Linked DNA regions of Homo sapiens: all the other regions are linked to region 1. The links are chromatin contacts, found by Hi-C or POLR2A ChIA-PET in ENCODE. All regions are on one chromosome and are shown on one strand. Each heading gives the region's core, a stretch centred on a gene start or an enhancer-like site at or near the end of the contact. The rest is flanking DNA. Distances are from core to core; before and after follow the strand shown. Region 1 holds the start of HNRNPA1 (heterogeneous nuclear ribonucleoprotein A1). Region 2 holds the start of MYL6B (myosin light chain 6B). Region 3 holds the start of ESYT1 (extended synaptotagmin 1). Region 4 holds the start of PA2G4 (proliferation-associated 2G4). Region 5 holds the start of RPS26 (ribosomal protein S26). Region 6 holds the start of CDK2 (cyclin dependent kinase 2). Region 7 holds the start of PYM1 (PYM1 exon junction complex associated factor).

The links. Hi-C counts contacts between places; a loop is a spot of excess contacts on that map. ChIA-PET counts read pairs that join two places held with the same protein, here RNA polymerase II (POLR2A). Pooled maps may share reads with other maps.
Region 2: a loop to region 1 is called in a pooled map, with 10 times the contacts of the local background. The contact joins the promoter of MYL6B here to the promoter of HNRNPA1 in region 1. A Hi-C loop is called at or near these places in 1 of 37 single-sample maps with no recorded cell type and 7 of 50 pooled maps. POLR2A ChIA-PET finds 5 or more read pairs at or near these places in 1 of 52 experiments (activated T-cell).
Region 3: a pooled map shows a loop between it and region 1 (16-fold over the local background). The contact joins the promoter of ESYT1 here to the promoter of HNRNPA1 in region 1. A Hi-C loop is called at or near these places in 1 of 168 maps with a recorded cell type or tissue (naive thymus-derived CD4-positive, alpha-beta T cell), 5 of 37 single-sample maps with no recorded cell type and 14 of 50 pooled maps.
Region 4: a pooled map shows a loop between it and region 1 (17-fold over the local background). The contact joins the promoter of PA2G4 here to the promoter of HNRNPA1 in region 1. A Hi-C loop is called at or near these places in 1 of 168 maps with a recorded cell type or tissue (naive thymus-derived CD4-positive, alpha-beta T cell), 4 of 37 single-sample maps with no recorded cell type and 14 of 50 pooled maps.
Region 5: a pooled map shows a loop between it and region 1 (13-fold over the local background). The contact joins the promoter of RPS26 here to the promoter of HNRNPA1 in region 1. A Hi-C loop is called at or near these places in 1 of 37 single-sample maps with no recorded cell type and 6 of 50 pooled maps. POLR2A ChIA-PET finds 5 or more read pairs at or near these places in 1 of 52 experiments (activated T-cell).
Region 6: a pooled map shows a loop between it and region 1 (5-fold over the local background). The contact joins the promoter of CDK2 here to the promoter of HNRNPA1 in region 1. A Hi-C loop is called at or near these places in 8 of 50 pooled maps. POLR2A ChIA-PET finds 5 or more read pairs at or near these places in 3 of 52 experiments (A673, CD4-positive, alpha-beta T cell and common myeloid progenitor, CD34-positive).
Region 7: a loop to region 1 is called in a pooled map, with 32 times the contacts of the local background. The contact joins the promoter of PYM1 here to the promoter of HNRNPA1 in region 1. A Hi-C loop is called at or near these places in 5 of 37 single-sample maps with no recorded cell type and 13 of 50 pooled maps. POLR2A ChIA-PET finds 5 or more read pairs at or near these places in 3 of 52 experiments (CD4-positive, alpha-beta T cell, GM12878 and naive thymus-derived CD8-positive, alpha-beta T cell).

The regions. Positions count from the first base shown.
Region 1 is chr12:54,279,357-54,282,092 of GRCh38, forward strand. HNRNPA1 (heterogeneous nuclear ribonucleoprotein A1) reads left to right here and starts at 1,370. Exons shown (of 11, transcript NM_031157.4): 1 at 1,370-1,466; 2 at 2,030-2,146; 3 at 2,439-2,585; 4 at 2,734-2,736. The coding sequence starts at 1,452. CBX5 (chromobox 5) reads right to left here and starts at 766. Exons shown (of 5, transcript NM_012117.3): 1 at 652-766. RefSeq lists enhancers at 129-218, 371-1,130, 649-698, 989-1,078, 1,089-1,148 and 1 more and a cis regulatory region at 165-2,465.
Region 2 is chr12:56,151,243-56,153,978 of GRCh38, forward strand. It overlaps MYL6B (myosin light chain 6B), which reads left to right and starts at 1,345. Exons shown (of 8, transcript NM_002475.5): 1 at 1,345-1,389; 2 at 2,631-2,736. The coding sequence starts at 2,677. It overlaps LOC124902942, which reads left to right and starts at 585. Exons shown (of 3, transcript XM_047429954.1): 1 at 585-805; 2 at 1,164-1,389; 3 at 2,567-2,655. The coding sequence starts at 752. The coding sequence ends at 2,601. The region is part of intron 2 of MYL6B-AS1 (MYL6B antisense RNA 1); the gene reads right to left. LOC124902943 (a long non-coding RNA gene) reads right to left here and starts at 2,631. Exons shown (of 2, transcript XR_007063328.1): 1 at 1,887-2,631. RefSeq lists an enhancer at 419-498.
Region 3 is chr12:56,126,924-56,129,659 of GRCh38, forward strand. ESYT1 (extended synaptotagmin 1) reads left to right here and starts at 1,344. Exons shown (of 31, transcript NM_015292.3): 1 at 1,344-1,786. The coding sequence starts at 1,397. ZC3H10 (zinc finger CCCH-type containing 10) reads left to right here. Exons shown (of 3, transcript NM_032786.3): 3 at 1-591. RefSeq lists enhancers at 1,016-1,677, 1,483-1,732, 2,053-2,152, 2,333-2,392 and a silencer at 1,213-1,282.
Region 4 is chr12:56,103,219-56,105,954 of GRCh38, forward strand. It overlaps PA2G4 (proliferation-associated 2G4), which reads left to right and starts at 1,341. Exons shown (of 13, transcript NM_006191.3): 1 at 1,341-1,607. The coding sequence starts at 1,520. ERBB3 (erb-b2 receptor tyrosine kinase 3) reads left to right here. Exons shown (of 28, transcript NM_001982.4): 28 at 1-287. LOC105369782 (a long non-coding RNA gene) reads right to left here and starts at 1,201. Exons shown (of 2, transcript XR_944995.4): 1 at 1,070-1,201; 2 at 596-700. RefSeq lists enhancers at 1,036-1,385, 1,396-1,615.
Region 5 is chr12:56,040,668-56,043,403 of GRCh38, forward strand. RPS26 (ribosomal protein S26) reads left to right here and starts at 1,251. Exons shown (of 4, transcript NM_001029.5): 1 at 1,251-1,502; 2 at 1,758-1,935; 3 at 2,696-2,736. The coding sequence starts at 1,500. RefSeq lists enhancers at 972-1,761, 1,210-1,539, 1,680-1,939 and a silencer at 1,000-1,059.
Region 6 is chr12:55,965,483-55,968,218 of GRCh38, forward strand. It overlaps CDK2 (cyclin dependent kinase 2), which reads left to right and starts at 1,348. Exons shown (of 7, transcript NM_001798.5): 1 at 1,348-1,642; 2 at 2,375-2,452; 3 at 2,567-2,687. The coding sequence starts at 1,527. It overlaps PMEL (premelanosome protein), which reads right to left and starts at 560. Exons shown (of 11, transcript NM_001384361.1): 1 at 454-560. The coding sequence starts at 529. RefSeq lists an enhancer at 1,039-1,118.
Region 7 is chr12:55,926,572-55,929,307 of GRCh38, forward strand. It overlaps PYM1 (PYM1 exon junction complex associated factor), which reads right to left and starts at 1,323. Exons shown (of 3, transcript NM_032345.3): 1 at 1,154-1,323. The coding sequence starts at 1,190. It also overlaps a transcript of DGKA not described here. RefSeq lists a silencer at 265-414 and enhancers at 433-1,013, 505-724, 765-934, 1,014-1,594.

The DNA of each region.
Region 1 (2,736 bases), core at 120-2,619:
AAATGCTCAAGTCGAGGAATACAGGAGCAAACTTACGCTTTCAAGGAGGTGTATGGGACTGAGGCCTAAAGGCTTCGTTAGAGAAGTCATCGTGGATAAAACATCCACCCTCACACGCCATTACAGGCACCGACTCCCCTTCCTCACAACCCCAAATCGAAGACCTCCCTCTTTTGGAGAGCCGATTGGACGACTGGTCCCAGCGCTTTCCTTAGGCTGTCCGTCTACTGGTTCCAGATTCGTTCCATCCGTTTAACCGCCCGATCCCGCATTCCCCATTGGAGTCAAACCGCTGCCTCCTGGAGAAGCCCAACCTACCGCGCGCTTCCTGCTCACTGGCTCAGTGAGACGCTGCTCAGAAGGGGAAAACCCGTCTCCCACATTCCGATGGCCCAAGGGCCGATCAGTCGGCAGCTCAAGGCAGACCCAATTGGCCTATACACAAGCCAGTCAAAGTCTTCGGCTGCACAGCTCCAAAGAACCTACGGGGATTAAAACATCCCGCCCCCTGTTCTTCTATTGGTTGGCCCGACCCACCGCTGCCCCTTCACTATCCCCCCACCCCGCCGTCCATTCATTTCACACAATAACGGGCCCAAATGGAGTCAGTTCAAGACCTACTATGGGTAGATAAGACTGTCTGCCACTTACCCGGGATTGAGAGTGATCACTCACGCTAACGTCTGCCCTGTTCCTGTATGGTGAGGCCGCACCACAAGCCACCACCGCCGCCGCCTTCTGCGCAACGCCAACCGCCCGCCAAAACGGATCCTTCCCTGCGCCTGCGCAACCAATCCTGGGACCGGACCTTTTTTCTCCGCCCACTACGCATGCGCAAAGCTAGGACAAACTCCCGCCAACACGCAGGCGCCGTAGGTTCACTGCCTACTCCTGCCCGCCATTTCACGTGTTCTCAGAGGCAGGTGGAACTTCTTAATGCGCCTGCGCAAAACTCGCCATTTTACTACACGTGCGGTCAACAAGAGTTCATTGCAAAAAAATTGTTACCTCCTGGCTGCTTGTCTAATACATAGTGTTAATCATGCTTTGCCAAGCGACTTGACTGTAATATTTGCGCGTGGAAGATTAAAAAGATGTTAAACACCCAAGGTAGATTCAAATGTGAATGATTGGTCGGTTGGCCAATCAGACTGGTTAACAATAACATTACTCGGGAACCAATGGACTCCAAGGGGTGGAGACGGCGTAGAACGACCGAAGGAATGACGTTACACAGCAATGTGGCACCACAGGCCAATAGCAGGGGGAAGCGATTTCAAGTATCCAATCAGAGCTGTTCCAGGGCGGAGTCTACCAATGCCGAAAGCGAGGAGGCGGGGTAAAAAAGAGAGGGCGAAGGTAGGCTGGCAGATACGTTCGTCAGCTTGCTCCTTTCTGCCCGTGGACGCCGCCGAAGAAGCATCGTTAAAGTCTCTCTTCACCCTGCCGTCATGTCTAAGTCAGAGGTGAGTTAGGCGCGCTTTCCCACTTGAATTTTTTCCTCTCCCTTTCCTGAATCGGTAAGATGCTGCTGGGTTTCGTTCCTTGCACCAGCCCATTCTACAGTTCCTTCGGTCGCTGCCACGGCCTACCCCTCCCAAAGTTCAAGTCGCCATTTTGTCCTCTTGATCGCCATGAGGCCGCTCTCCGCCAACCATGAGTTATCATGCGGGACTCGTTACTCGTAGCAAAATTCTTAGGCACACAGGATCTTTGTCTTTTTTTAAACCTTGCCTTGGTGAGCGAGTTTTCTAAAGAGCGATTAGTCCCATTGTGGAGATGCACCCCTACCGCCCAAGCCTTTGTTGCGCGTGCGTCGGAAGGCGACTAGGGACGCATGCGCTTGCGATTTCCTAGCACTCCCAACTCCAGCATACGGCCTCCCTTGATAGGCAGAAGCACGTGTCTTGTTGCGACCTGAACGAACAATAAGTGCTAGGTACACAGTTGGTGTCTAGTTTTTCTTTTCCTCGATGGAAATTGTTTCGTGTTGTAGCCCATTTAACACTTCCCCCTCCCCCCACTCTAGTCTCCTAAAGAGCCCGAACAGCTGAGGAAGCTCTTCATTGGAGGGTTGAGCTTTGAAACAACTGATGAGAGCCTGAGGAGCCATTTTGAGCAATGGGGAACGCTCACGGACTGTGTGGTAAGATTTGGAAGGGACAAAGCAGTAAAACAGCCGATTTCCTTGGCTTATCTTGGTGCAGTCTTCTCCGAATGCTTATGAAAGTAGTTAATAGCATTATAGTTAGAGCTTTGTTGGCAAAGGAACGTCCTGCTTTGATTTTAAAAGCTACCTCTTAAATCTAGGGTAGTGGGAAACTGGACGACTTTTTATAAAAGGCTGGTGTAAAGTTTCCTATTGCCCTATTCAAAGTTAAAATGACAAAAGCTTTTGCGGTCAGACTTTGTGTTACATAAATTAACACTGTTCTCAGGTAATGAGAGATCCAAACACCAAGCGCTCCAGGGGCTTTGGGTTTGTCACATATGCCACTGTGGAGGAGGTGGATGCAGCTATGAATGCAAGGCCACACAAGGTGGATGGAAGAGTTGTGGAACCAAAGAGAGCTGTCTCCAGAGAAGTGAGTGGGTTTTTTTTCTTCTTCTTCTTAAACTTACTTGGATATGTGCTGCTATGGACTTAAGATTCGGGAGTTTTCTAAACTTACCAAAATTTTTTATTCGAGTATAGGCTTTGCTAATCTAAACCTATGGTTTTTCTCCTATTAGGAT
Region 2 (2,736 bases), core at 95-2,594, 1.9 Mb after region 1:
TTTTTTTTTTTGTATTTTTAGTAGTGACAGGGTTTCACCATGTTGGCCAGGCTGGTCTCGAACTCCTGACCTCAGGTGACCCACCTGCCTCGCCTCCCAAAGTGCTGGGAGGTGTGAGCCACCAAGCCCGGCCCTATTTTACCAATAATAACACTTCGAATCCTCCGAAGAGCCCTATGAGGTAGGTACCATTATCATTATTTTACAGATGAGGAACTGAGGCCCAGGAGAGATAACTAAACCTGCTGAGGGTCACTAACTAGGACCTGGTAGAACCAGGATTTAAATCTGAGTAGGCTGTCTGAACCCCATCCACTTGAGCACCCTCTGAGATAATTTAGCCCCTTCACCGGTACGAGATCTATGGCGGCCTCCAGAAATGGTTGCTAACTTACTATTATCGTTATTTCTGTCGTACAATTCATTTCTACCTTTCCAATAAACTTTCCCCAACCAGTGAACCTCACTTACTGCCCATAAAGTTCACCTGTGCCTCACCACCCTGCCATCGCCCGAGTTTTCTGCTCTGATCTAATCCTCACACGCCTGTGCAGCACCAGCTTCCAACACCAGGTGCACCGCCAGGGTATTTACTGATCCAGTGAGTGAAGGTGGGCCCGGCCGGGCTGGTTCCCATCCTCTGATCAACGCCTAGGGGAACCAGTGAACTCCAATGCTGACCATAAGAGTTTCAGAAAGTAGGGCTGGAAAGCCCAGCCCTCCGCTCAGAGACCTGTGAAGATCGAGGAGGATGGCGCATATGCTGCCGCAGGATGGAAACCTCGATCAGAGAAGGCTGGGGCAGGTGACTGGGCTTAATTGCAAATTTTAACATTTACTTCAGCAACCAGCTCATTAAAAACAAACTACTCTGAGGCCTCTTTTTTTTCTACCAAACCGCGAGAGGAAGCAAAAGAGAGTGCAGCGGTTCTCCCCGGGGCCGTTAAGTGCTTCCAGCTATCTGACCTCCACGCTGCCTGCTGCAGCCTCAATCTTTCCCCAGGTTCTGAGTTCTTTCAGCAGTAGGTCCAGGAAAACAGCCGCCCCGCCCCCTCCACCTCCCGAGACTAGGAGCCCGCCAGGGTTAAGTAGGAGGGATACCCTAGGGGCCCCGCAGGGTTTTTAGGGTTGGGGTGGATTGGAAATTGTTCATTGCCTTTCAGTTCCGGGACATAAAGCGCGCTGGAAGGACACTGAGTCACCAACCACCGCCATGGGCCGGAAGCCACCGCCCTCGCGTCAACTGCAATCTAGAGCGCGGCGCATCCCGTGAGCCCGCGGGGAACTACGACTCCCGGCATGCTCCGCGGCCACCGGAATTAACCCTTCAGGGCTGGGGGCCGCGCTATGCCCCGCCCCCTCCCCAGCCCCAGACACGGACCCCGCAGGGTGAGTTTTTGGGGGCTGAGGAGGGCCATTTTCTTTAAGATTTAGTGGGGGTGCGTGAGTGTGTGTGTGTGTGTGTGTGTCGTGTGTGTGTGATGTATTTTGTAAAAATGGGACAATTTGCAGTCATGAGATTCAGACGCTGTTTTGCGAATGGGAGACCCAGCATCAACCCCGGGGCCTAAGTGGAATCACTGCTATCTTCCTCAGAATGCTACCTAAATCCTTTCCTAATTTACCCCAGAACAAAAGTAGCCTGCAATCCCTCCCCACTCCCAAACGCCCCCCAACTTGGACTCTCTCCCAGCGCCCCTGGCAAGGTTTGTGACCTGGCCCCTGAGTCAGGATTTTTATTATACCCCTGGTTGTGGGGTGAATACTCATGGAGCCATAGGAGCGCCCACATCCTCTTGGATTAGGGAATTTAAGCCGTCTCCCAGAGCCTGCCCTTCTCCTCAGGTGCCACCAAAGGGTCCCCACAGGTTCAGCAAGCACCCTACCTTTTGTTTGTCTTGAATGACCGTGGGCTTGTGGAAGGTTTCTTCCATGGAAGAATGGGTAGCAGATGTTAAACCTGATCTTTGCCCCCACTCCTGCCCCTAAAACAACACTGGGCACAGGAGACAATGAGGGATGTCATACTCCTGTTTTTATGACTATTCTTCCTTTATACTGTGAATAGTTCCAGTTCTTGGCTGGGTGGGGGCTCAGGAACTACAAGTATTAGGGATCATTAGACTCTAAGGTTAACTACCCCTGCTCTTTACAAAGCCATGGTCAGAAGGGAGTGGAGGGGCTGGGCAGATGGGCTTCTTGTTTTTGTCATTGCTCCCAGACCACACTTTAACTTGTTCCAGTTCACACAAGCCTCCCTGGCTGCTACCCCTCACCCCACCCTTCAAGAAGACTAAAGCTGCTGGATCACCTGCTTTGCCTCACCACCCCCATCTCAGTGCCACTGGCAAGCATCCTATCCTCACCCTGGAGGTTAACTACCTCATTCTGGGCAGTCTCTGGCTTCCTCCCCTACCCCTAAAGGAAACATTGTTCTTTTCTGGTCAGCCTTTGGGGATAAGGGGACAGAGGGAAGAAGACCTTGGGGCAGGAGTCCTGAACCATAGGAGGCCAGGGGAGTGAGGGCAGGCGGTTATATCTCTCCTCTACCTCATCTTTGCCACAGCCAACTGGCTCCCTGCCCCTGCCCCCGCCCCTTGACATCCCAGACTCCCTGGCTATTTAAACAGAGATGGGTGCCCCCATCCGCACACTGTCCTTTGGCCACCGGACATCATGCCTCCCAAGAAGGATGTTCCCGTGAAGAAACCAGCAGGGCCCTCCATCTCCAAACCT
Region 3 (2,736 bases), core at 94-2,593, 1.8 Mb after region 1:
AATCTATGCCCTGCAGAACCAGATAAAATTTATCAGCTGCAGGCCTCATCCTGTAAGACACTTCCTCTAAGAAATGGCTAGTTTCTTCCCAGTGATCAACCCCAGTTCTTCTGCTGCATCTGACAGATTTACATAATATGCCCCATATATACTGCATTAAAAGGTAATCATCTTATGACCAACACTTCCCTCATCAACTTCCAATTAGTCTAGTTCCTAGATCCTAGGACAACACTCCACCTCTAACGCCAGTTAACTAGTAACAATAGTCATCGGTGTACCCTGCACTTTTTCCTTCCTAAACCTACACCGTACACTGTGGGACTGCACTAGTTCTGCACCTGACTGTATGGCAAACCTTCCTTCTAACTCAGGCAAATGTGAAAAGGAATTGTCTTTCCCTTACTCTTGATCCCTCATTTTAGTGTCCTAGAAGTTCTTCAGGGTCAGAAAATTATTGGAAAATGTAATAATTTGCGCTGCCTCCCTCCCTTTTGGAGCCAACTAGTCTTACATCCATCCTCTAAGATAGAGATGACTTACTAACTCTTGGAAATTTCCAAAAAGAAATAAAGCCTCACTTTCTATTCACTCTGCTTTTTTTCCCCCTTTCCCTGAAGGCTGGATTATCTCAACTCTGTAATTCTCTGACTCTCCAGTTTTCTCCAGGGTCAGTCGTTACACCACACAAAGAAGGTAGGGGATTAGGGACGGGATAGACGGGGTTAGTTTTCAAACACTTTCATTCCAAATACGATCGTATCCTTTCCTTTTGTAAGGGCAGGCAGGAAAAAGTTGAAGGATAAGGAATGTGCTTAGAGTATGAAAACTAGAGAAAGTCGGCAAAAGAACATATATATATATCCCAGACCAAATCCTGCCAAACCGAATGAGTAGAGGGAAATCCTGAAGCTCCACAACCCCTCAACTTCGCAACTTGGGCTTTCTCCAAAACCAAGAAATTGGCGGTGCAGCTCTGCATGACGTCATACCACAGGCACTCCAATCCCACGTGGGGGAGCTCTTGGTCCCGCCTCTCCTGAAATGGTGCGCCACGCCTCCTCCTCTTTATTACCAATCGAATGCCGCCCCTGAGCCCCTTTCTTCCTTTTCCCGCCATCTCAGACCTCCCATCTTGGCCTTCGGGCCCAATCAGGGAGGCCCTACCTATCCGAAACCCGGTCCGTTCCCCGCGGAAGAGGGGTGGAGTTTCAACCTTTTAACTCCACCTTGGTCTGTGCAGCGCGGACCAACCCAAATCGCCAGAAAGGAGGGGCGTGGCTTGAAGTCCCCTCCTCCATCCCGGGGATCACGTTTTGCCTGGGGGAGCTGATCGCAAGACTAGGCAACCTCCAGCCAGTCCCTGGGTCGGGCGGATCCTCCCAGAGGTGGCACAATGGAGCGATCTCCAGGAGAGGGCCCCAGCCCCAGCCCCATGGACCAGCCCTCTGCTCCCTCCGACCCCACTGACCAGCCCCCCGCTGCTCACGCAAAGCCAGACCCAGGTTCTGGGGGCCAACCTGCTGGCCCTGGCGCGGCGGGTGAGGCCCTGGCGGTGCTGACTTCATTCGGGAGGCGGTTGCTGGTGCTGATACCTGTGTATTTGGCCGGGGCAGTGGGACTCAGCGTGGGTTTCGTGCTCTTCGGCCTCGCCCTCTACCTGGGCTGGCGCCGGGTCCGCGACGAGAAAGAACGGAGCCTTCGAGCAGCGAGGCAGCTACTGGACGACGAGGAGCAGCTCACTGCGAAAACTCTCTATATGAGTCATCGAGAGCTACCTGCCTGGGTGAGCGACCACCCTCGGTCCTCTGTGCAGCATAGCCCCCTTCCACCCCTTCCATCTGGGGCTTTTCCTCCTTATGCCTAGAGTCAGCTCCCTGCCTTGGGACAGTGGGCCCCAGACTTTCCCCTCTCTCCCCGCTAGCCGCCTGCCTGCTGGACGCGCCACTCTTGGAACCGACTGCTCACTCTCCCCACCCACCCTTTCGCATGCCCAGACTGGATCCTTCCACAGAATCAGGACTTCTTCCTCTACTTGGGCAACAGCAGTAATAACATCTGGGGACCCCGTCTCAGCCGAAGCTCTCCCTCCTAGCCAAGCCATCTTGAACGTCCCTCTTGCTTTTGGTGCCACTCGCGGCTTTGCTGCTCCTGGAAATCCTGGTCCCGTTACCTCTCAAAGGTTTCCCTAGTCTTTCCCATCCTCCTCGAGACTTTTTACCTACTTAAAGCCATACGGTTCTCTCTTTTCTCGCTTTTATCCCCGGGTACCCGCTAGGACCCAGCCCCGGCCCCTGGACGACCCTCGGGCAGCCACCTTCAAGCCTCCAGCCGCCAGACTGCAGCGCGGCAGAGGCGGCTGCTGGACGGAGGGAGGGCTACGGGAGGAGGTGGTGCGGCTGCTGCAGTGCCCGCGGCGCACACTCCCCCGCACTCCTCGGCCGGCCACACCCTTTTCCGGACTGTGGGCTGCGCTTGTTCCGTTGGGGCAGAGACCCTTATTTCTGCGGCGGCCGCGTCTCCTGTGCTGAGGCGGATGCCTTCTCTCTAGTCTTGCAGAGGCGAAGCCGGTTACCCGGCCCCTCCCAGCAGAGGTGCCAGTCTAGGGGGAGAATGGCAGCAGAGAGGAATCAAAATTGACACTAGACAGACACAGCCAAGCTTCCCAGGCCCTGGACTGGAAAGGGGAGGAGAAAGAGGGCCAAATGGCTCTAGGGGACCTGTAGCCTAGGCAGC
Region 4 (2,736 bases), core at 91-2,590, 1.8 Mb after region 1:
GGAAAAATAACTGGACATCTTTGTGTAAACCATAATCCACATGTGCCGTAAATGATCTTCACTCCTTATCCGAGGGCAAATTCACAAGGATCCCCAAGATCCACTTTTAGAAGCCATTCTCATCCAGCAGTGAGAAGCTTCCAGGTAGGACAGAAAAAAGATCCAGCTTCAGCTGCACACCTCTGTCCCCTTGGATGGGGAACTAAGGGAAAACGTCTGTTGTATCACTGAAGTTTTTTGTTTTGTTTTTATACGTGTCTGAATAAAAATGCCAAAGTTTTTTTTCAGCTTCCTGTCTGTCAAATGAAGACATTTCGTATGTTAGATAAGAGATCTGCTCCTCAGCAGTGGATACTCACCTTTCTGTGTTCTGACAGTGCTACTCTGTCCCATGCAGCTTTCTCTAGTCCTACTATTACTTCTATTTCTTTAGAACAACCATAGCGCATAGTCCTTTTCATTAAGGGTTTTAGTAGGAATCTACAAGGCAACCAATTGGGAATAACAAAAAGAACCTACGTGCTTTAGGACTTATAAAAAGCCCTATAAGCCCTCCTTCAGAGGCCAAACACTGAAACCTCCAGATGCTTCTGAATTCATTATCTTAGAAAAGTCATCAAATCTTTTTATTTTTTCACGGTAAGAACTCTCAACAAACATGTCTTTCTGAACACTTCCCTTAGGTGCTCCATCCAGGTGCCTGTTATTGGAACAATAAAGTCATGTTACTTCATTAGGAGTCCGGCCTCTAGATTGCGAGGCCTTTAAATGGATGATCCCTCCGGTGTCTGGCTGCCCAGTTAGCCCCCGTTACCAGCACCCTTGGTCTTCTTCCACCTGTCTGCCCCTCCCTGTTCTCCCAGCTTCGGAGGACGACTGGACCGGCTGGGCGGGTTTCGCCAGCCGACCCAGGGATCCGAAGAAGGGCGCACCCAGCCTCCCCGACCTAGGTGTAGACACTGCCCACCCGCTGCGGCTCCACTCTACTCCACCCCTGCCCGCTCGACTTTAAACCTATTTCCCCGCCGTAGCTCCGCCCCTCTCCCCTCAGCCCGCCCCTCTCTGTTACTGGCTCTCGCTCAGCGTTCTCGGTGGAAGTGGTTTTTCCGGGAGAGACCACGCTTCCCCTCAAGCTCCCCAACGGCTCCGCCTTCCCGCCGGAGCCTGACCCTTCCCAGAGTGCCCGGCGATTCCGGCGTGCGAGGCCCTTGGAGGGCAAGGCCCCAGGGCCTGGCTTAGGAGCGCGAGAGGCAGGCTGGGAATTGTAGTTCGAAGGCCCTCGAGAGCGGCTAGAGTCTGGCGGCCGAGAGGACTAGTTGTCCCAGCGTGCCCTGCGCCTCAGCCCGCGCGCTCGCAGCTTCTCGCTCTCGCCTGCCTGCCCGCTCCCTTGCTTGCTCGCGCTTTCGCTCGCCCTCTCCTCGAGGATCGAGGGGACTCTGACCACAGCCTGTGGCTGGGAAGGGAGACAGAGGCGGCGGCGGCTCAGGGGAAACGAGGCTGCAGTGGTGGTAGTAGGAAGATGTCGGGCGAGGACGAGCAACAGGAGCAAACTATCGCTGAGGACCTGGTCGTGACCAAGTATAAGATGGGGGGCGACATCGCCAACAGTGAGTGCGGCCTCGGGGGTCGGGGAATCAAGGCTGATAGGGAAAGGTAACAGGCTGGCCCGGAAGGGGCTGGAGCGGAGGGGTCATGCGGACTGAGCTACTGAGGGGCCCGCACCGGTCCGCTGGGCACGGCGTGGTGGGAAGACCCGGTGTCGCGCCTGGGACCTGAGCGGGCAGGCCCAGGCTGAAGTCTATGGAGGTGCGGGTCGGCGACCAGGATGAGCGCAGAGAGGGGACCCTGGCAGGCTCCGACCCGAGGCCGTTTGTTAGGAGGCAAGACGTGTTTTCTCTTGTTCCTATCCTTCATTCCCGATTATTGCTTCCTCTGATTCTGGCAGCGGCGAGGCCACCTCGAAAAGGAAGCGCCCAGCTATTGGCGACAGAAGTGCCCCTCTGTTTTTGTAGCGTCTCCGGGGCGTCAGGAGCCAAGCCGGCACGTGTTGCTGGGTCCCATTGCGGATGGCTGGCCCCCTTCTTACTCCGCTAGTGTCCCTGACACCAGCTTCCCCACCACCAGCTTCCCCACCACGTGCTTTGCTGGAGCCTTTCCTTCTTTACTTCAGCTCTTACCCTGGTGGGGGCCCCCTTCTACCTTGGGCCAGCTAAGGAGACCGTTGGAGAGCACTCCTGGAGCTTCTAATGCAAGTCTTGGAGATATATATGGCTTTTCTTGAAGTTACTCATTACTACCACCTTTCCAATCTGTGCAGATAGTCTTAGTTAGCATTCACATTTGTTGTTCTCAGTGACTTGACAACTCAAATGTTTTGGGGTCTCCGTCTTATCCCAACTAGGCAAGCTTGTGAACATTACTGGAAAAGGGAGGACTGATTTTAGGATTTTCACAAGTCATCCTTACTCCAGGTGTGCTCTGACGATCTCAGCAGTTGCCTGTCACTCTAGGCAGATGCCACTTTCTCTTTTCTCTCTTTCCAGTTAGCCTTTCCATTTTATTCCAGTTAGGGAGATACAAACTGCTTGTCATTGTGCTTTTAAATGGTTTTAACAGCAAAGATGGTGGGGAACAGGTATTTAGGATGCCTCCCGTCCTGTGGGTGAAAATCTGAGTTTTACCAGCTTTCAAAGAATCACCAAAACTGAGATACCAAAAGTCAAACCTGTGCTTTAT
Region 5 (2,736 bases), core at 1-2,500, 1.8 Mb after region 1:
TATTTTTAGTAGAGGTGGGGTGTCACTATGTTGACTAGGCTGGTCTTGAACTCCTGACCTCAGGTGATCCGCCTGCCTTGGCCTCCCAAAGTGTTGGGATTACAGGCGTGAGCCACTGCACCCAGCCTAAGGCTTAAGTCTTTCCGATGGCTCTTCAGAGGTAAATGGAGCTTACACATAATCTTTCAATTAGGGGTCAGATTCACTAATGAGTGGTGAAATAATTTTCGTGGTTTTTGATCAGCATTTATTAAAATAGAGAACAGAAAGATTAAGTAAAAATAAAGAATAGAACATACCAGCACACCTATGACAAGGGTAAGTATCGTTTCATAAAGCTTGTGTTTCAGTTTTGCATGTGCATGTAATCGTGTTTGTGTGTGTACTGGGTACCAATGTAAAATGTATTCGTGCTATGAATCTGGGTGAAAAACGTTTAAGTCATTAGTCCAGGCTATTCCTCCATCCATTTGTTAGGTGACATACAGCATAGTACAGCGGAGCCAGAATACCTACTGCACGTCAGTTCTTCAATCTTTTTTTTTAATTGATTTATTTATTTTTGAGACAGAGTTTCGATCTTTTTACCCAGGCTAGAGTGCAGTGGCGCGATCTCGGCTCACTGGAAACTCCGCCTCCCAGGTTCAAGATTCTCCTGTCTTAGCCTCCTGAGTACCTGGGATTACAGGCGCCCACCACCAGGCCGGGCTAAATTCTTCAATCTTTAAAGTGAGGATAATAATAGTAGCTACCTATAGGCTTGCTCAAAGTTAAATGAGTTAATATTTATAAAGACGCTTACCACAGGGCCAGGCACTGTGCCAGAGATAAAAAGATGAATGAGAAATAGCCCCAGCCTCAATGCACTTCATTGTGGGATTTTCTCCATATTGGAAGGAGGGATTCACAAAATGCTTGTTTCCTCTCAGGCCTTCCTCTTCGTAATCCTACACCTACCTAGTAGAAGGACTGTCAGAGAAATGAGCCCAGGGCGTCCCCCGGTGGCGCAGCGCCGCCTTCGGTCTAAGCACTTGGGGCAGGGGGGAAGGGGGGGAGGGGGGAGCCTCTTGGCTTCGCACTACAATTCCCACCAAGCATCTGTCCCTCTCTGGCCTCTAATAACGAGTGCGCCTTGTGGTCCAGCGTCTGGCAACTTTCACGCCTAGCGTCGCGTATACCGGAAAACTGCATCGTCCAGAATTGCTTCCGAGTCGGCGCGGCGCAAGGCTTGCTGGGAGACACATAACCTCGATTTTCTTCCGCCATCCGGCTAAATAGTCCCATGTGCACTTTGTTCCATGGATAAATAAACACTAGGAACGCATTTCCACCCTAGATTTCAGCAGAAATGCTGAATGTAAAGGAATATTTGAGTAAAGTGAGTTGCCGTTCTTGAAGCCCGTCTCCTAAGGATTCTCCCGGTGTCCGCGTAGGGATCTCATGCTATATAGGAGGGCCCTGCCAGGCACCGTCTCCTCTCTCCGGTCCGTGCCTCCAAGATGGTGAGTCTTCTTGCGTGGTGAGGGTGGGGGTTCGGGTGCAGACTCTGGGATTGTGGGGAAGTGAGAGCCTGGAGCACGGCTGAGGGGTGGACCGAGTGTACATTTCATTTGCTCTGGGGGTCGGCGGGATTTGCGGAGAAACAGGAGATCCGAGCGGCGCCTTCCTGGAGGCTGCCGGTGCGGCTTGTGGCCGGAAAGGGACTGAGGCTGGGTGAGTTGCGCCGTTTTCCTAACAGTTTTCCCATCCTGTCGCAGACAAAGAAAAGAAGGAACAATGGTCGTGCCAAAAAGGGCCGCGGCCACGTGCAGCCTATTCGCTGCACTAACTGTGCCCGATGCGTGCCCAAGGACAAGGCCATTAAGAAATTCGTCATTCGAAACATAGTGGAGGCCGCAGCAGTCAGGGACATTTCTGAAGCGAGCGTCTTCGATGGTAAGTGGGTCACCGGCGCGAACTGTGTGAGGATCCCAGTATCTTAAAGCCTTCGCCCAACTTCGCCCTTTTGGAGGCTCTGTTCTTTGGAGCCTCTCAGGCAATTTCCACGTATTTAAGGTTGTTACTGGTAGAAGAGAATTCTCTTGTTTGCCGTTTTGATTCTTTTCTGGGCAGAGGGTGACTTTGTGATAGAGTGCACAGCCTTTACTCTGAGGTAAAGGTTTGCCTGTTTCGGTTATGAGATTGCAAAAACTAGAAACTTGGTAAATTTGACAATTCTTGTGCTATTGATTATTTGAATATTTGTGAAAATATACAGGTGAGGAAGAATGTCTTCAACGTTTCGAGAATGGAGGCCGTCTAGTTTGGTGTGCAAGGATGATGTTTGGAGCAATAAGAACGTCGCTTTGTTTTTTTCCTTTTATAGAAAGAGCAAGGTTCAGGGTAGGCATTAGGGCGGGTGTAGGTGTAGAAGGAACTGGATTATTGGTTTATTGCATTTAGAATGTCAGTCTGGTCCTTGCGGTGTCAAGATGAACTCACGTGGGATGTTAATTCACTTGTAAAACTGAGGGTTATACATATGTGCTCAGGTATTGGGCTGAACAGGTGCTTTGGGGGTGCTTTTATGTGCCCGACAGGCATTTAAATAGGTTTAGTTTTAATTGACGTAAACATGTAAGGTGCTCTTCATTCATGTAACAAAAAAGCAAGGTAGGTATATAATACCAGTATAACTCTATTTTCTATTCCTTAGCCTATGTGCTTCCCAAGCTGTATGTGAAGCTACATTACTGT
Region 6 (2,736 bases), core at 98-2,597, 1.7 Mb after region 1:
ATCTCTCCAGCCCCAGAACAAAAGGTCTGGGCTGTGTTCACCCGTACCCATCCCAAGAGGAGAGGATTGTATCTCCTTAGTGTTCTTACCCAATACCACATTCTCTGACTCCCCACTTTAAATCTCCTACCCCAAGAGACGTTTCCTAAAAGAGTCTCCTGCACATTTCACCCCTTTGGAGCCCGTGCTCCAGCTCACTGCCAAGGAAGCCTCAGAATCAGTGCCACAGAGACCTTCTATCCTTCTGCCCCTCCAAGCATATGAGATTATTTTCAGGCAAAATCCCAAATCTCCATGTAGGGAGGGAGCCCAGGTGCCCACATCCTCACTAAATCAAATGAGTGGGAGACGCCTGAAATATTGCCGCTATCTCCCATTAGGAGGACAGAAACCAGAGCAGGGGGAATTCATCCCCAAGTTCACACCTGCTCATGTCCACATATCCACACATACCTTTTGTAGCCCCCACAGCCAGCAAAGCACCTATCACAGCCAAATGAAGAAGGCATCTTTTTAGCACCAGATCCATTGTGTTCTTCCCTCCAGCAACCAAAGGCACTGGGGGGACTGGGATAGGCCCCTATATAAGAAAAGGGTGCTCATTTGCATAGCCCTTCCTCTTCTCCCTCAGAGAAGGCCTGGGAGGGGCCGGAGGAGAGGAAAAAGGAAAAACTGACAAAGGGATCCTGGTCCCTAGACATTGCTTTCCCATCCTGCTACTCAATGACAGTTTCTGGTTTCACTGGGTCACTCTCATCTTGATGCACTCCCGGGCAAGAGCTAACTGAAAGGCAGCTGCGTAACACATACCAGACACAACAGTTTATCATGGGAGAGTGAATTAAACCAGGAACTTCTCAAAAAGACAGAAACAGAACCCTGCATCCCAAAACAGAGACAGTGTCGGGGTATGCTATGAGGCAGAGGCAACGACTCCTCTGAGGCCCAGGATTCCTTTGCAACGAGATTCCCGGCTTCCTGGTTTCCAAAGGAGGCTCCTGGGCCAGGTGGAATTTAACCTTAGGTCGATACATATTTTCCCCAGGATTGGTGAAAATAGTGAGTTAGAAATCAAGAAATCCCTACAGACTAGAGACATAGGTAGGAAACTTGGACCCAAAGCAGGTACTTGGGAAGAGTGTTCAGCCGCCCCACCGGGGAAGAAACTTGTCTAGCCCCCAAGAACCAAACTTGCCTGGGGCGGGATCATTTGCGGGGAGGAGCGCTGGGCTCGCCCCCCGGCTCTGACGTTGACCAATAGAAAGGCCTGGGGGCGGAGCCAGGGAAACGCGGGAAGCAGGGGCGGGGCCTCTGGTGGCGGTCGGGAACTCGGTGGGAGGCGGCAACATTGTTTCAAGTTGGCCAAATTGACAAGAGCGAGAGGTATACTGCGTTCCATCCCGACCCGGGGCCACGGTACTGGGCCCTGTTTCCCCCTCCTCGGCCCCCGAGAGCCAGGGTCCGCCTTCTGCAGGGTTCCCAGGCCCCCGCTCCAGGGCCGGGCTGACCCGACTCGCTGGCGCTTCATGGAGAACTTCCAAAAGGTGGAAAAGATCGGAGAGGGCACGTACGGAGTTGTGTACAAAGCCAGAAACAAGTTGACGGGAGAGGTGGTGGCGCTTAAGAAAATCCGCCTGGACACGTGAGTGGCCTCTGTACCCGGGACTCCTAACTGGGGACCTCCTTGATTGTCCCCCCCAACCCCCCACGGGCGGGTAGCCGTCCAGGGACCGGAAGAGAGCAGGGAGGGACTTCTTTAGAAGTGGAGAGGTGGGTTGGGGGCCAGTAGAAGGTGAAGAGTATACTTATACTCCCTGGGGAGAGTATAGGGTGGTGTGGAATCCATGGAAAACTTTCTTCCCAAACTGAGCCGGATCGTGCCCCCAAATGTGCGACTACAGACTCGGGGAGAGAAAGGAGGTCTCTGAGATGAGGTCCAAGACTCTCCATGGAGTGGAGTTATGTGGGAACCGGCGAGAATCGCCTTTCTGAATGAAGAGCCCTCTTCACTGCCCCACCCTCACCTTAGAATTCTCTCCTCTTTCCAAAGAATGGCAGTTGAACCTCACTGGCCCCTCTGGGGAGGCTGGGGGCTACTCCTGCATTTTTTCCCCTCCATTACAGTCTCCCTGCTTCACCTTCACCAGGCGGCTTTACTTACCTACCCCTGGGAAAAGAGGAGATAATGGCCTTAATATATCCAAAAACCACACCCTGACTACCCAAGAATTAGCTCTTACCATCACCCTTTCTCTTCTCTCACTTTCCTAGGGGGTGCTGGGTGGTGTCTCCTTGGGGGAAAGAAATGACTAGGTGGGGGGGAAAGGAATATTTGTAACCATATTCCCATCTCTGCTTTCCCAACCTCTCCAAGTGAGACTGAGGGTGTGCCCAGTACTGCCATCCGAGAGATCTCTCTGCTTAAGGAGCTTAACCATCCTAATATTGTCAAGTAAGTATGCGTCTGAGAGGTGATCCAGCTGGAAAGGAGGATAAGTTCTGTCTGTACAGTGTGGGCATTTCTCTCTCTCACACACCTCCATTTCCTCAAACTTTCCTTCTCTAGGCTGCTGGATGTCATTCACACAGAAAATAAACTCTACCTGGTTTTTGAATTTCTGCACCAAGATCTCAAGAAATTCATGGATGCCTCTGCTCTCACTGGCATTCCTCTTCCCCTCATCAAGGTAATGCTTCTCATCAGCTCCTCTCATCATGGGCATGTCTTGGGGGACT
Region 7 (2,736 bases), core at 73-2,572, 1.6 Mb after region 1:
CAGTGACCCAACAAATGAAGATACGGGAGAGGAAAAGGTACTATGTAGAAACGAGGAGGTCTTCAGCAAATAAAGCTTCGAGAAAAATAATGAAAACGGGACTGGGGTAGGGCAGAAACCAAGTATAGCTGAGATGGGGGAGGGGAAAAGAAGGAGGGCAGGAACTGGAGGGAAATGAGAGTGTAGAAGCCCCCAAGCCTGAAGAACCTAAAAGAGATATGAGTGGTCCAACTGCTGGAGAAAAGCTAAGGGCCCGTGAGGGTCCTGAAGCAGGGACCAGCACTGAAGGACCCCAGGGTTTGGGTGACCGGAAGCAGAGACCCCAAACACGAGACCAGAAGGGGGCGCAGGAGACACCCCGTAGGAGAGAATGAATGGGGAAGGCGGTCCGGGGGGCGGGGCAAAGGAGGGGCCCCGGGATGGGCGGGGCACAGACCCCTTTCCAAGTCCGAACCCCTGCCCCGAGAGCCCGGAGAGAAGCGGCTCCGCGCCTCCCGCACTCACCGCCGGTCTCGTCAGTAACATAGGGAGTCGCCATCTTGAAAACGCAAACCACTTCCGGCGTGAGCGGGCTGGGGTCCCGCCCCCCTCCCCACCGGAAGTGGAGTCCCGATCGTAGCAAGCCACCATCTTAGTCTTAAAGGGAGAGTGCACCATTTCATGGGCGGAGGTGGAGGAGGAGGAAGAGTGGAGAAGCTGAAATAGTTAATAAAATAAAGCCGTGGGCTTTTTACTGCCACCGATACCATTACTGAGCGCTTGCTGCCTGTAAAACAGTCCTCAGGGAGCCAAGAGAAGTTCCGAGGCACAGTCCCTCTCATCCCCAGGAACTCCTCGTACGTCCAGGACCTGCGAGGGAAAAGGGCGCAAGGCCCACCTGCACCCAAAAAGGGGGCCTTATAAATGAAGAAAGGAAGAATATCCAGGCTCTGGCCTGCACCCAGATCTCAGAGCGGCTTGGTGACGTGGAGCAGACAAACTCCAGGAACGCACTGGGGCGCACAAGTGTTTCTAGGGACGGTTGGAGACCCTATCTAACCCTAAGAAGGTGGGGAGGTCGAATTCGTGTGCCGATTGCTGTCGGCCAACCCACTCAACCACCAGAGACCCGCGGGAGGGGCGTGCAAGGCGGAGGGCGCCGCGGGTCGGTCACCTGTCTCCGTAGCCGCAGGGCTGCCGGCAGCTTCCATGGCCGAAGAGGCAGCGGACCAGGTTGGGCGGGCGGCCCTGGCCTGGCTCTGCCCCGCTGGGCGGCGCCGGGGATTCGGCGGCGAAGTGATGAGGGCCCTAGTTGCTTCTCGCCCAGACCTCCTAACCCTGAGTGCCTCCTCGGGCTGGGCCCTAGGGTCAGAGGGCAGGGTGAAAGCTTCTGGGCGGACCTACTTAGTATTCTAATTAAACTCGTCCAACCGCTGAGGATCTAAAGCGGGGCAACTCGCCAATAATCCGGTCCCGTAGTGTCACTCCATTTGTAGTCCTGCCCTGCGCCGTACCTCCCTATTCTGCAGACGAACCCATATGGTCTCCCTCCGCCGCCCATTTCAGCAACTGTTGTTCCTTCAGGGCTAAGTCCTGTTAAACTTGTTTCCCCTACAGCCTGAGAGGAGCCCGGCTGCAGGTTCCTCTCCTCAGGTGTCAACTCTGCCCTCCTCCACCCTCATATAGCTTTTTCCTTATCAACCCTTTTACCTTCCTGCTTATATCCCCACTTTGGCTTAGTTTAATGTCCAGCAGTACCCCTGGAACCAGGGAGGAGGCAGGAGGTAAGTATTGGTGACTACCTCCAACACTAGGCAGCATGTCCCATTTAAAAAACAAAACAAAACCCAGGCGCGGTTGCTCACGCCTGTAATCCCAGCACTTTGGGAGGCCAAGGCGGGTGGATCACGAGGTCCGGAGTTCAAGACCAACCTGGCCAAGATGGCGAAACCCCGTCTCTACTAAAAATACAAAAAAATTAGCCGGGCGTGGTGGCGGGTGCCTGTAATCTCAGCTACTCGGGAGGCTGAGGCAGAGAATTTCTTGAATCTGGGAGGCGGAGGTTGCAGTGAGCCAAGATCGCTCCACTGCACTCCAGCTTGGACGACAGAGTGGGACCCCGTCTCAAAAAAAAAAAAAAAAAAAAAAAAAAAAAACTAAAAAACTGAGCAATGGCTGACTAGGACCTTTATAAGACAAATTAGGCCTCAGAAGTTTTCTGGGGGCCGCAGCTTGCCTTCCTTCCCATCCTCCATGTCTGTGACTTCCACTAGAGGCCAATTCAGAATGTCTGGGGGTGGGGCTCATTTAAAAAGTATTTCCAGGCCGGGTGCGGTGTCTCATGCCTGTAATCCCAGCACTTTGGGAGGCCCAGGTGGGCAGATCACTTGAGGTCAGGAGTTCGAGACCAGCCATGGCCAACATGGTGAAATCCCATCTCTACTAAAAATACAAAAATTAGCCGGGTGTGGTGGCGAGTGCCTGTAATCCCAGCTACTCGGGAGGCTGAGGAATGAACCTGGGAGGTGGAGGTTGCAGTGAGCCAAGATCGTGCCACTGCACTCCAGCTTGTATTATAGAGCAAGACTCAGTCTCAAAATAAATAAATAAAAAGTATTTGCATACGATACACTGTTATTGCAAGTGTTGTGACACTGTGGTCTTAAACCCTTGCTCTCTTTTCACCGATTGTACTTCAGCCCTGCAGGGTCTAACATCTTGTCCTTAACCTTGTTATGATTAGACGTGAGAGTGTGG